2 separate regions of the Homo sapiens genome follow, and region 1 is linked to region 2. A link is an interaction called in ENCODE POLR2A ChIA-PET data of the cell type or tissue named here. Cell type or tissue: OCI-LY7. All regions are shown on one strand. Each heading gives the region's core, and the rest is flanking DNA. Links, peaks and the distances in the headings are about the cores only.

Region 1 (5,345 bases), core at 783-4,782, 340 kb after region 2:
CTTGTCTGTTTGGCACTGTGCATACTCAAACTCCTTACAGGAGGGGGAGCATGCAGATGGGCAGGTGCAGGAGCCGGACCGAGCACCCCTGGGCCCAGGCCCCATGGCAGTGTCTGTGGGTGGGATCCTGCAACCCCCAAAGCCCAAGTGGGCCTGTGTTACAGTGTGCTCTTTTAGCCTTGCTGTCCACGGATGGCTTAAGTGTTAACCAGCTCAGTGCCCTCTTCGTACCTAGGTCTTTGTCTGGTGTCCAGGAAGAATTGGGTCATATATAAACCTGAAGGATGTGTGCAGGGGTTTTGTTGAGTGGTGGAGGTGGCTCTCAGTGGGGTGGATGGGGAGCTGGAAGGGGGATGAAGTAAGAAGATGATCTTCCCCTGGAGTTTGGGCAGCCGGTGTCCGTTCTCCTCTCCGACCATTCGCAGCTGATCTTCTCTTGGCATTCAGATACTCCTTTTTTTTTTCTTTCTGCCATGCTGTTCTTCCGTTCTGCTCTTCTGTTCATTGGCTTGTGGAGTCTGGAGTTTGGGGTTTATATATGTACAGGATAGGGGTGCATGGTGGGCCAAAAGGCAACTTTTGGGCACAAAAACAGGAATGCCTGTTTTCATCTAGTGCTGTGGGTTTCCAGGCTTGCTTGAAGGTGGGGTCTTTGCTGGGGAACCACCCTCTTTCGTGCAGTATTTCCCTGTCTCCTGTCTATACCACTTATTATGGCTTCTGAGTACAAGTGGAAGCTTATACAGTAGCTTGGCAGGAGTGGTGAGCTGTCCTGGATTAGCCTCTACTTGAGTATCTCATCCTGCTGGTCATTTTCTGCTTGTATTGCCGGTCCCTGCTCATCCTTCTGACTTGCACCAGCCTCTGCTGCTGGTGCCCTTAGGTGTAGCCATGCTGTCTGATCTTCAGGTCCTTGTACTCTGGGTCCTCCTCATTGTCTCCCCTTCTTGGTTTTCTGTCCCCCTGCAGCATGCAGGAACTGCTGGATAGGAGCTACTATGAAGCCAGGAACACTAAGGCTCTCTACTGAAGTATGCTATACTTTCATTTCTAGTTCCCTGAATCTATCCTATGATGGCTTATGGCACACACCAAGCTTGTTTTTAATGAATCTTTTTTTTTTAGCATAAAACATACTCTTCTGTCCTCAGTTCCTCAAACCTACCTAGGGGTTTACACTTTTCACTAAGGGTCTCAATCCTGGGGGGTTGGATACTCACCTATGTCTGTCTGTTTCCTGCCTCCCTCATGTCTGGGAGGAATGCTTTATCTGGTTTAGTGGGATATAATATCCATATCATATCACATAGCCTGTCTTTCAGTGTCTTACACTAAACATTCTATACTCAAACCCTCTATGGTTTAACTCTTTGAAATCTATGAAAGTATTTTGCTTCCTCTTAATGAAATTTGGCTGTTGCGAATGAGAAATGAAAGATCTGGCTTTCTTGTCTTTGAAATATGCATCATTTGCTAATTTAAGAAGTTAGAAGATTGGGCAGGGTGTGGTGGCTCATGCCTGTAGTCCCAGCACTTTGGGAGGCTGAGGTGGGAGGATCACTTGAGGTCAGGAGTTTGAGACCAGCCTGGACAACATGGTGAGACTCCATCTCTACAAAAATACAAAAATTAGCCAGGTGTGGTGGTGTGCACCTGTAGTCCCAGCTACTGGGGAGGCTGAGGCAGGAGAATCACTTGAACCAAGGAGGTGGAGGTTGCAGTGAGCAAAGATTGCACCACTGCACTCAAGCCTGGGCGATAGAGGGAGACACCATCTCAAAAAAACAGAAAAAAAAAAAAAAAAAAGAAGAAGAAGAAGCTGAATATTCACTATTTCTTCCCTGCTTCTAAGCCAGGGATTCTAAGACTTCTAGGAATAGAGAAACAATGAGTAGCAAGAATTAACAAAAATTACAAGGATATAGAAGAACTCAATGATATCATTAATCAACAGGATCTAACTTAACTTTCATAGAACACTCCACCCAACAACAGTGAATATACCTTCTATGCAAGGGCCCATAGGTCCCATAGAACATGTGCAAAGATAGATTATACTCTGTGTTATAGAACAAGCCTTGACAAATTTAAAATGATTGAAATCATACAAAGTGTGTTCTATGACCTCAACAGAATGAAAAATTAGTAGCAGAACAAAATAACAGGTGAGTCTTGAAATACTTGGAAGCTAGCACACTTCCACATAATTCAGGAGTGCTGTGGACTGAGTGTCTGTGAGCCTCCCCCTCAACTCCCGATTTGTATATTGAAGCCTAATCACCAATGTGATGATGTTTGGAGATGAGGCGTTTGGGAGGTAATTAGGTCATAAGGGTGGAGAAGAGACAGGAGAGAGCTTGTGCTTCCCTTTCTGCTCTCTGGCATGTGAAAATACAACAAGGAGGCTGCCATCTGCAAACCAGAAGGTGGCCCTCACCAGATGTGGGATCTGCCAGCACCTTGAACTTGGACTTCCTAGCTTCCAGAATTCTAAGAATTAAATGTTTGTTTTTAAAGTCACACAGTCTATAGTATAATTGTTATTGCAGCCCAAATTGACTAAGACAATGCGTCAAAGTGTTAAGATAAATATATTTTTAAAAATATATTGAACTTATAAATCAATGAAAATGATTGAGGTGAGTCTCAATCATTGTAGGAGGTTTATTTGCCAGAGTTAAGGATATATGCTCAGGATACAGGTCTGTGCCTTTCTCCAAAGGCTTTGATATTTAAAGGGGAAAGAGCAGATATTGGAGAAAGGGGTAGAAACTGTTTGAAAGGTGTGGATAGATAAAAGACAGACGGTTACATTTTTGAGTCTTTGATCAGCCTTTCATGGAATATACAATTTACATGTGACAGGGGAGTAGAGGAATAGTCACTTATGCCTTCATCTGGCTCAGAGAATCTGCAGTAGAGGATAGAGTAGGATAGGGTAGAAGAAGCAATCAGATACACATTTGTTTCAGGTGAGTAGAGGGATGACTTTTAGTTCTGTCCTTTGTCCTGCACCTGTGAAAATAAGCTATCAATTTACATGGCCAGGGTGAAATTCAGCAGAACTGTTTTAGGGTAAAGATCTTGGGGCCCACAGGGAATTTCCTTGTGGGCAATCGGTGAGGGAGGTATGTAACTTTTCATCTTTGTAGCTATCCTATTCAGGAACCAAATGGGGGGCAGATTTGCATAACCCAGTTCCCAGCTTGACTTTTCCCTTTGGCTTAGTGAGTTTGGGGTCCTGAGATTTATTTTCCTTTTACAAACTGAGTGAAAATAAAATACAACATTTCAAAATATGTGGGACACAGCTAAAACAATGAGTGGTAAATTTATAGCCATAATGAACTGCAATAATGACTGCTCTCATTCCAGACACAAGTCACCAGTCCATGCCTCCAGAACTTCTGACTTACCAGCTTCAAGTCGGGGTTCCCACAACCCCCACTTTGAGTTCGATTCATTTGTTGGAGTGGCTCACAGAACTCAGGGAAACACATTTGCTGGTTTACTATAAAGGATGCTACAAAAGATACAGATGAAGAGATGCATAGGGCAAGGCATATGAGAAGCAGCATGAAGCTTCCATGCTCTCCCTGGGCATACCACCCTTCAGAAACCTCCATGTATTAGACTATTCAGAGGCTCACTGAACCCTGCCTTCGTGGTGTTTTTATGGAGACTTCATTATGTAGGCATGATTGATTAAACCGTTGGCCAATGATGATCAACTTAACCTTCAACCCCTCTCCCCTTCCGAATGTTGGGGACTGGGGCTGAAAGTCCCAATCCTTTAATCATAGCTGTGTCTTTCTGACAACCAGCCCTATCCTGAAACTATCAATTAACATTAACATACAAAAAGACAGCACTTTGGAGGGTCCAAGGATTTTAGGAGTTGTATGCCATGAAAGGGCGATGAATACCTAATATGTATTACAGGGTAATATTAGCTTCATAAATTGAATTGGAAAGTTTTTCCTCCTCTTTTCTTGAAGAGATTGTATAGAATCAGCCTTAATTCTTCTTTAAACATTAGGTAGAATCATCCCATGGACCTGGAGATTTATGTTTTGGGGTATTTTATAATTATGAATGTAATTTCTTTAATATTGATAGGGCTATTCAAATTATTTATATTAGATTAGTTGTGTAGTTGTGCTATTAAAGAAATTGATCCATTCATCTGTTTCCAAATTTATATGTATAGAGTTATTTGTAATGTCTCCTACATTTAAAGAAGGATTAACACAAATTTTAAACAATCTCTTCTAGAATATGAAAGAGAAGAAAAAATTTCTCAATTAATTTGTGAAGCTAGTATGATCCTGACACCCAAACTAGACAAAGATAGTACAAAGAAAATTATGGACCTATATCCTTCATGAATATAGATGCAGAAATTCTCTGAAAACACTTAAAATATGATTCAGCTACATAAAAAAAGAATTATACATCATGAGCAAATGGAGTCTATTCCAGGAATGCAAAGCTGTTCAATATTTCAAAATCGGCCGGGCGCGGCGGCTCATGCCTGTAATCCCAGCACTCTGGGAGGCCAAGGCCGGTGGATCACGAGGTCAAGAGATCGAGACCATCCTGGCTAACACGGTGAAACCCCGTCTCTACTAAAAAATACAAAAAAGTAGCCGGGCGTAGTGGCAGGCGCCTGTAGTCCCAGCTACTCGGGAGGCTGAGGAAGGAGAATGGCATGAACCCGGTAAGTGGAGCTTGCAGTGAGCCGAAATCGCGCCACTGCACTCCAGCACTCCAGCCTGGACAACAGAGCGAGACTCTGTCTCAAAAAAAAAAAAAAAAATTTCAAAATCAATTAATACAAACATGTTAACAGGTTAAAGAAGAAAAACCACATGATCATATTAATTGATGCAGAAAAATCATGTGACAAAGTTTGAATTTAATCCATGATTTTAAAAACTCTTGGAAAAATAGAAGTGGAGGGGAAACTTCCTCAGTTTGATAAAGAATATCTACTTAAACCCAACAGCTAATGTTACATTTAATGCTAAAAAATTGAATGTTTTTGCCCTATGTCAGGAACAAGGCGAGGATGTTCTCTCTCCTCACATTTATTCAACATAGTAGTGGAATTTTAGATAGCGCAGTAAGGTATGAAAAGAAAATAAATCCCATACAGATTAGGATGGAAAAAGTAAAACTGCTCCTATTTGCAAATGACCTGAGAGTCTATGTAGAATATCCCAAAGGATCTACAAAAATATTACATTCCACTCCACACAGGACCCCCCCTGCTGTGTGGAGCCTCTGGACTTGGTGCCCTGCATCCCAGCTGCTTCAGCCATGGATGAAAGGGGCCAAGGTAC
Region 2 (5,345 bases), core at 715-4,714:
TGTTGCCCAGGCCAGAGTGCGGTGGCTTGATTATAGCTCACTGTGACCTTGACCTCCCAGGCTGAAGTGATCCCTCCACCTCAGTCTCCCAAGTAGCTGGAACTATAGGAGCTTGCCACCACTCCCGGCTTTTTTATTTTTTGTAGACACGGGGTCTCACCATGTTGCCCAGGCTGTCCTGGGTTCAAGTGATCCTCCCGCCTCAGCCTCCCAAAGTGCTGGGATTACAGGCGTGAGCCACCACACCTGGCCTGTTAAGTGTCACAGTAGTGTGTATAAGTTAATTAATACTCCTTGCAGCAGCATTTTAAGCACAGTATTCTGTGCTGTGAGTTCTGGATGTTTCTTGCTTCCTCTGTTTTTTTTTCTTTGTTAAATCTTCCTGTTGTTTTTGTAAATTGACTGATAATCTTTTAATAAGTTAACCAGAGTGGGTATTTTTGTTTATAACAAAAAATCCTGGTGAGTACATGGAATAATGTGGATGCATTAATGCAACGTAAGGACCCTTGTTTTTTTTTTTTTTTTTTTTTTTTTTGAGACAGTCTCACTTTGTCACCCAGGCTGGAGTGCAGTGGCATGATCTCAGCTCATTGCAGCCTCTGCCTCCTGGATTCATGCAATTCACCTGCCTCAGCGTCCCGAGTAGTTGGGACTACAGATGCACACCACCAAACAGGTCACCACGTCTGACTAATTTTTATATTTTTAGTAGAGACGGGACTAATTTTTATATTTTTAGTAGAGACGGAGTTTCGCCGTGTTGGCTAGGCTGGTCTTGAACTCCTGACCTCAAGTGATTCACCCGCCTTGGCTTCCCAAAGTGCCGAGATTTCTGGTGTGAGCCACCGCCCCCAGTCAACATAAGGACTCTGAGTGAAAGGGAGAATGGGAACATAGAAAATCTCAGCTGTGGTTAATTGACTTTAGATCCCTTTGGCTTGGATTAAATTTTCTTAGCCATTGTGAGGACTCCTGATACTTAAGCTGTTTATAGGTTCTAGACTTAGAAAAACTATAAAAACTTAGTTTGGCTATTCAGCAAAGTTAGTATATATCACCAGAAAGCTTACTGCTAATATCTAATCAACAAGCAGCATGGTAATTACAGTTATCATTAAGTGTGTCAAATTATCTGGCCTTTAATTTGATTGTCAACTTAATTGAAATTATTAAAACAGTTTTGGATAGAGATGGTTAAGGCTTGAATTTGGGAGGCCTAGTTGTAAAAAGTTTTTTTTTTTTTTTTTTTTTTTGAGATAGAGTTTTGCTCTTGTTGCCGAGGCTGGAGTGCAATGGCGCGATCTTGGCTCACCACAACCTCGGCCTCCCAGGTTCAAGTGATTCTCCTGCCTCAGCTTCTCAAGTAGCTGGGATTACAGGCATGCGCCACCACGCTCGGCTAATTTTTTATTTTTGGTAGAGATGGGGGTTTCTCCATGTTGGTCAGGCTGGTCTCGAACTCCCAACCTCAGGTGATCCGCTCACCTGGGCCTCCCACAGTGCTGGGATTGCAGGTGTGAGCCACCACGCCCAGCTGTAAGGAGCTTTTTTTGTTCCCCATGTTCATGTTGGTTCTCTCTTCTTAGTGATGCTTATTAGTTTGGTCATTTTACAACATAAAAAAAGAGAGGAAACTATTGCCCTTGACACTAATCAACAGAAAAATTAAAACTAGTATTATGTGTAAGATTAATTCACCAACAAAATCAACAGACATTTTGAGGCCCAACTGTGAACCAGGCATTGTATCAGTTTTTCAAAAAAGGGAGTTAATATCTAGAAAATTAGAAGCTTAATTTTTTTATAGCAATAGAACTGCCATATAGCCTCGTTGACTGTGTTAGAGAATATTGTCTAATTATAAAGACATTTAAGAAACATACTGACTTTGTTCTGTTTTGAAAATAAGCTATAATATCTGATGTTTCAAAGCACATTAAGGGTAGAATTATTTGTGAGAATTATTTTGTGTTTGCTTCTTTCCTGTTATATAAGTGACTTGCATGAACCTGTTTTCCCATTTCTAAACATTTTTATGTGAATGTTTAATGTTTTCTTAAGAGTGAAATGAGGAAGTTGAACTGGATTTAGCTTTCTTACCTTTTAGTATTTAATAATTGCAAATGATAGTGTATTATTTTGTTTTCTGCTCACCTTAGGAACAATACAGGTATGATTTTCCTTTTTAAATTTACAAAACTCTTAGAAGAGATCCTAAACTCAGTGTAAAACTTTGGTGTTAATATTGCAGTTCAGCTTTATAAATTTTAGAAATTTGCTTTGCATTTTCAGTAACATGTATATTACTCAAACGTTGAATATTTCATTTCCTTGAAAATATCATTAAACCAGAAATCATTTCTACATGAGCAAGACTTAATATCTTATTTAAAACTGCCTCTCACCCTTACAGGAAATCCATTTACAGAGATGATCATACCAGTTATTAATGTGCACTTAAAACATCTTTAGAGGTAGTCTCTTGACCTGCTAACAATAGAGAGCTTTAATAGCCTACTTCTTGAAAAGCCCTAGTAATTGTTTCGAATGAACTTGTCTAAAATGGTATCTGAGAAAAGTAGAATAAGATAATCAAAAGAGCCCAAGACTAGGATTTTAAAGGACTTATGTCTTGTTAAGTAGCCCCCTGACATTGAGCAAGTCATTTATCTGAATCTTAATTTCTTTTTTAGAAGAATGAGAGATTGTAACACCTGTCTTGGGCAGGAAGGGGGAGGGCAGTTATTGTGAAGATAGGAAGTGTAGGCAGAGTGGAGAGTGAGCATTCTACAGATGCTCCCTGTATTCACTACCCTTCTTGCTTTTGGCCTTATTTCTTTACTTGCAAAATGGAGCTAAAAATTCTTGTCCTCTTTGCTTCACTTTGGGATGACGGGATGACATGTCATTATTTAGGTAAAAGTGCATTATTATTGCCATAAAATTTATTAACACTGAGCTAACAGCATAATAAGCATAGTTCTTTGTATATTAAAGGTTTTAAACCCGGGGACCTATGACCTTGAATGGGGAAAAAGTTACATCTTTATTTTTACATTTTCTTGTTATGAGTATAGACAACATTAGCATTAGCAGTACAGTACCAGAGACTGTGTCGTCTATTTTTTAATTTAATTTTTATTTTTTATAGAGATGGGATCTCACTCTGTTGCCCAGGCTGGAGTGCAGTGGCACCATCACTCCTGGGTTCAAGTGACCCTTTAGAATAGCTGGGACTACAGGTGCACATCACTACACACAGCTAATTTTTTTATTTTTTGTAGATTGCCCAGACTGGTTTTGAACTCCCGGCCCCAAGCCATCTTCCTGCCTTGGTCTCCCAAAGTGTTGAGATTACAGGCATGAGCCACCATAACCAGCCCAGAGACTGTTTCTAATAGAAACGGTAGATACTTTTGGAATACATTAAAGCTGTCTCGAAATAACTTAACTGTTACTTAAAGTATTAAAAAAGCATATATATTACTCAAGGTTTGTGTTTTTTATATTTTGATAATCATATTCCAGTGTAATTGGTTTCTTTTGTAATTTTCTGTATTGTGTGCATGTATTTTATGCATTTAAAAATACTTTTCTTAGAAAGAGTTCATAGGCTTCACCAGCAGGGCCCATGCAGGAAAAATAAAATGATTAAGAACTTCTTTAGTAGATTCCATTATTGTGTTGATTGGACTGCCAGAGTTGCCTTATTCAGTTTATACTGTTCTTTGTTGTGCAGCTTTCTCCCAGTAAATTGGCAGATGAGTTCTCTTGGAATATTTTGGTTTCTGGAGAGACCACAATTATGTTCAGAGGTCATTTCTAAGTCCGAAAAGGCAGAAAAAAATTTAAAATAATTAAAATTAGGCTTAGGGAAAAGAGTATCTCAAAAGTAAAATCAGGCAATCTGCTATGAATTATTGATGCTTCAGTGCAGGCACTGCATGGACTAGACTTTATAACACCTGTTTTACCACCTGACAGGTGTGAGTCTTGTGCCACTGACCTAACAGAGCTCAATGTGTCGAGCATGAGGCTATTTTTCCATTGCATTAGGTAGAAAGGAGACTGAGGGTTACCCTCAGAGTTAAAAGACAAAGGAGAGAATGTTTATTGTGTCTATGTTGTCTCTAATGTGTGGCACTGTGTTTGAGTACATATTCATATGAGTGGTTTTCTCGAGATGGGAGACGTTTGCTGGCTGGCAGCATCTCTCCAGACGACTTGCTGGGTATGTTGCTGCCATGACTGCTCTTTTATTGCTTTTGAAGGAGTAGGTATGGAAAAGAGCACAATATATTGCTTTAGGAGAAGTAGGTATGGAAAAGAGGCAGGGCAAGACCACTTTTAAGACATTTAAGAGTGGGAGAAAATTAAGGATTTAATTGGTTTAATTAAGTTTAAACCAATAAACTTGCAGATTAAAATTAAGAGAATTAAGAGTGGGGAGGAGGGAGTAAATATTTTTATGAGGGAAGAGTGGAAATATACAAATATTTGGTATATAAATATGTGTCTTTGATATATAATGGTTTAGGCAATTTATTTTTTATTATTATTTTTATACTTTTTTTAATAGAAGAAAAGAAAGACTTGAAAGACCAGGTTTTGTTTCAAGTTAGAGATGGAACCCCAGGATATGCATCTAGGTTTCTTTGTTTTCCATGTGACATTTTATGAAATTATCTATTCTGCTACTAATAGATGCCAGTTTCAATTAAAAACATACTAATATATTTATAGACTAGAAATGTCTCTTTTTTTTTTTTTTTTTTTTTTGAGACAAAGTCTCACTCTGTCGCCCAGGCTGAAGTGTAGTGGTGTGATCTCAGCTCATTGCAGCCTCTGCCTCCTGGATTCAAGCGATTCTCCTGCCTCAGCCTCCTGAGTTGCAGGGACTACAGGCATGTGCCATCATGTTTGGCTAATTTTTTATTTTTACTAGAGACAGGGTTTCTCCATGTTGCCCAGGATGGTCTCGAACTCCTGACCTTAAGTGATCTGCCTGCCTCAGCCTCCCAAAGTGCTGGGATTACAGGCGCGAGCCACCATACCTAGCCAGAAATGTCTCATTGAGGTTAAACAATATTCTCTTTTATTTTCTTTTGAGATGAGGTCTCACACTGTCACCTGGGCTTGAGTGCAGTGGCGCGATCTTGGCTCACTGCAGCCCCTGCCTCCCAGGTTCGTGCAATTCTGCTATCTCAGCCTCCCCAGTAGCTGAGATTACAGGCACACACCACACCCAGCTAATTTTTTGTATTTTTAGTAGAGACCGGGTTTCACTATGTTGGCCAGACTGGTCTCGAACTCCTGACCTCGTGATCCGCCTGCCTCGGCCT

Evidence for each region. ChIA-PET counts read pairs that join two places held together with the same protein. Peaks named below come from ENCODE experiments on the same cell type or tissue, not always from the same donor. Only the 100,000 strongest peaks of a DNase experiment are listed, where the experiment ranks them.
Region 1: POLR2A ChIA-PET joins it to region 2 with 5 read pairs; 2 of 35 experiments call an interaction of 5 or more read pairs at or near these places.

What each region holds. Positions count from the first base shown.
Region 1 is chr11:109,950,162-109,955,506 of GRCh38, reverse strand. All of the region lies in intron 1 of LOC105369484 (a long non-coding RNA gene), which reads right to left. Among named protein-coding and RNA genes, the nearest start is that of LINC02715, 130 kb to the right of the region's middle. In OCI-LY7, for the core only: no CTCF peak of the experiment used is centred there; no DNase peak of the experiment used is centred there.
Region 2 is chr11:110,285,150-110,290,494 of GRCh38, reverse strand. All of the region lies in intron 1 of RDX (radixin), which reads left to right. Among named protein-coding and RNA genes, the nearest start is that of RDX, 8.8 kb to the left of the region's middle. In OCI-LY7, for the core only: no CTCF peak of the experiment used is centred there; a DNase peak (open chromatin) is centred at 2,744; H3K4me3 peaks cover 689 bases; H3K27ac peaks cover 658 bases.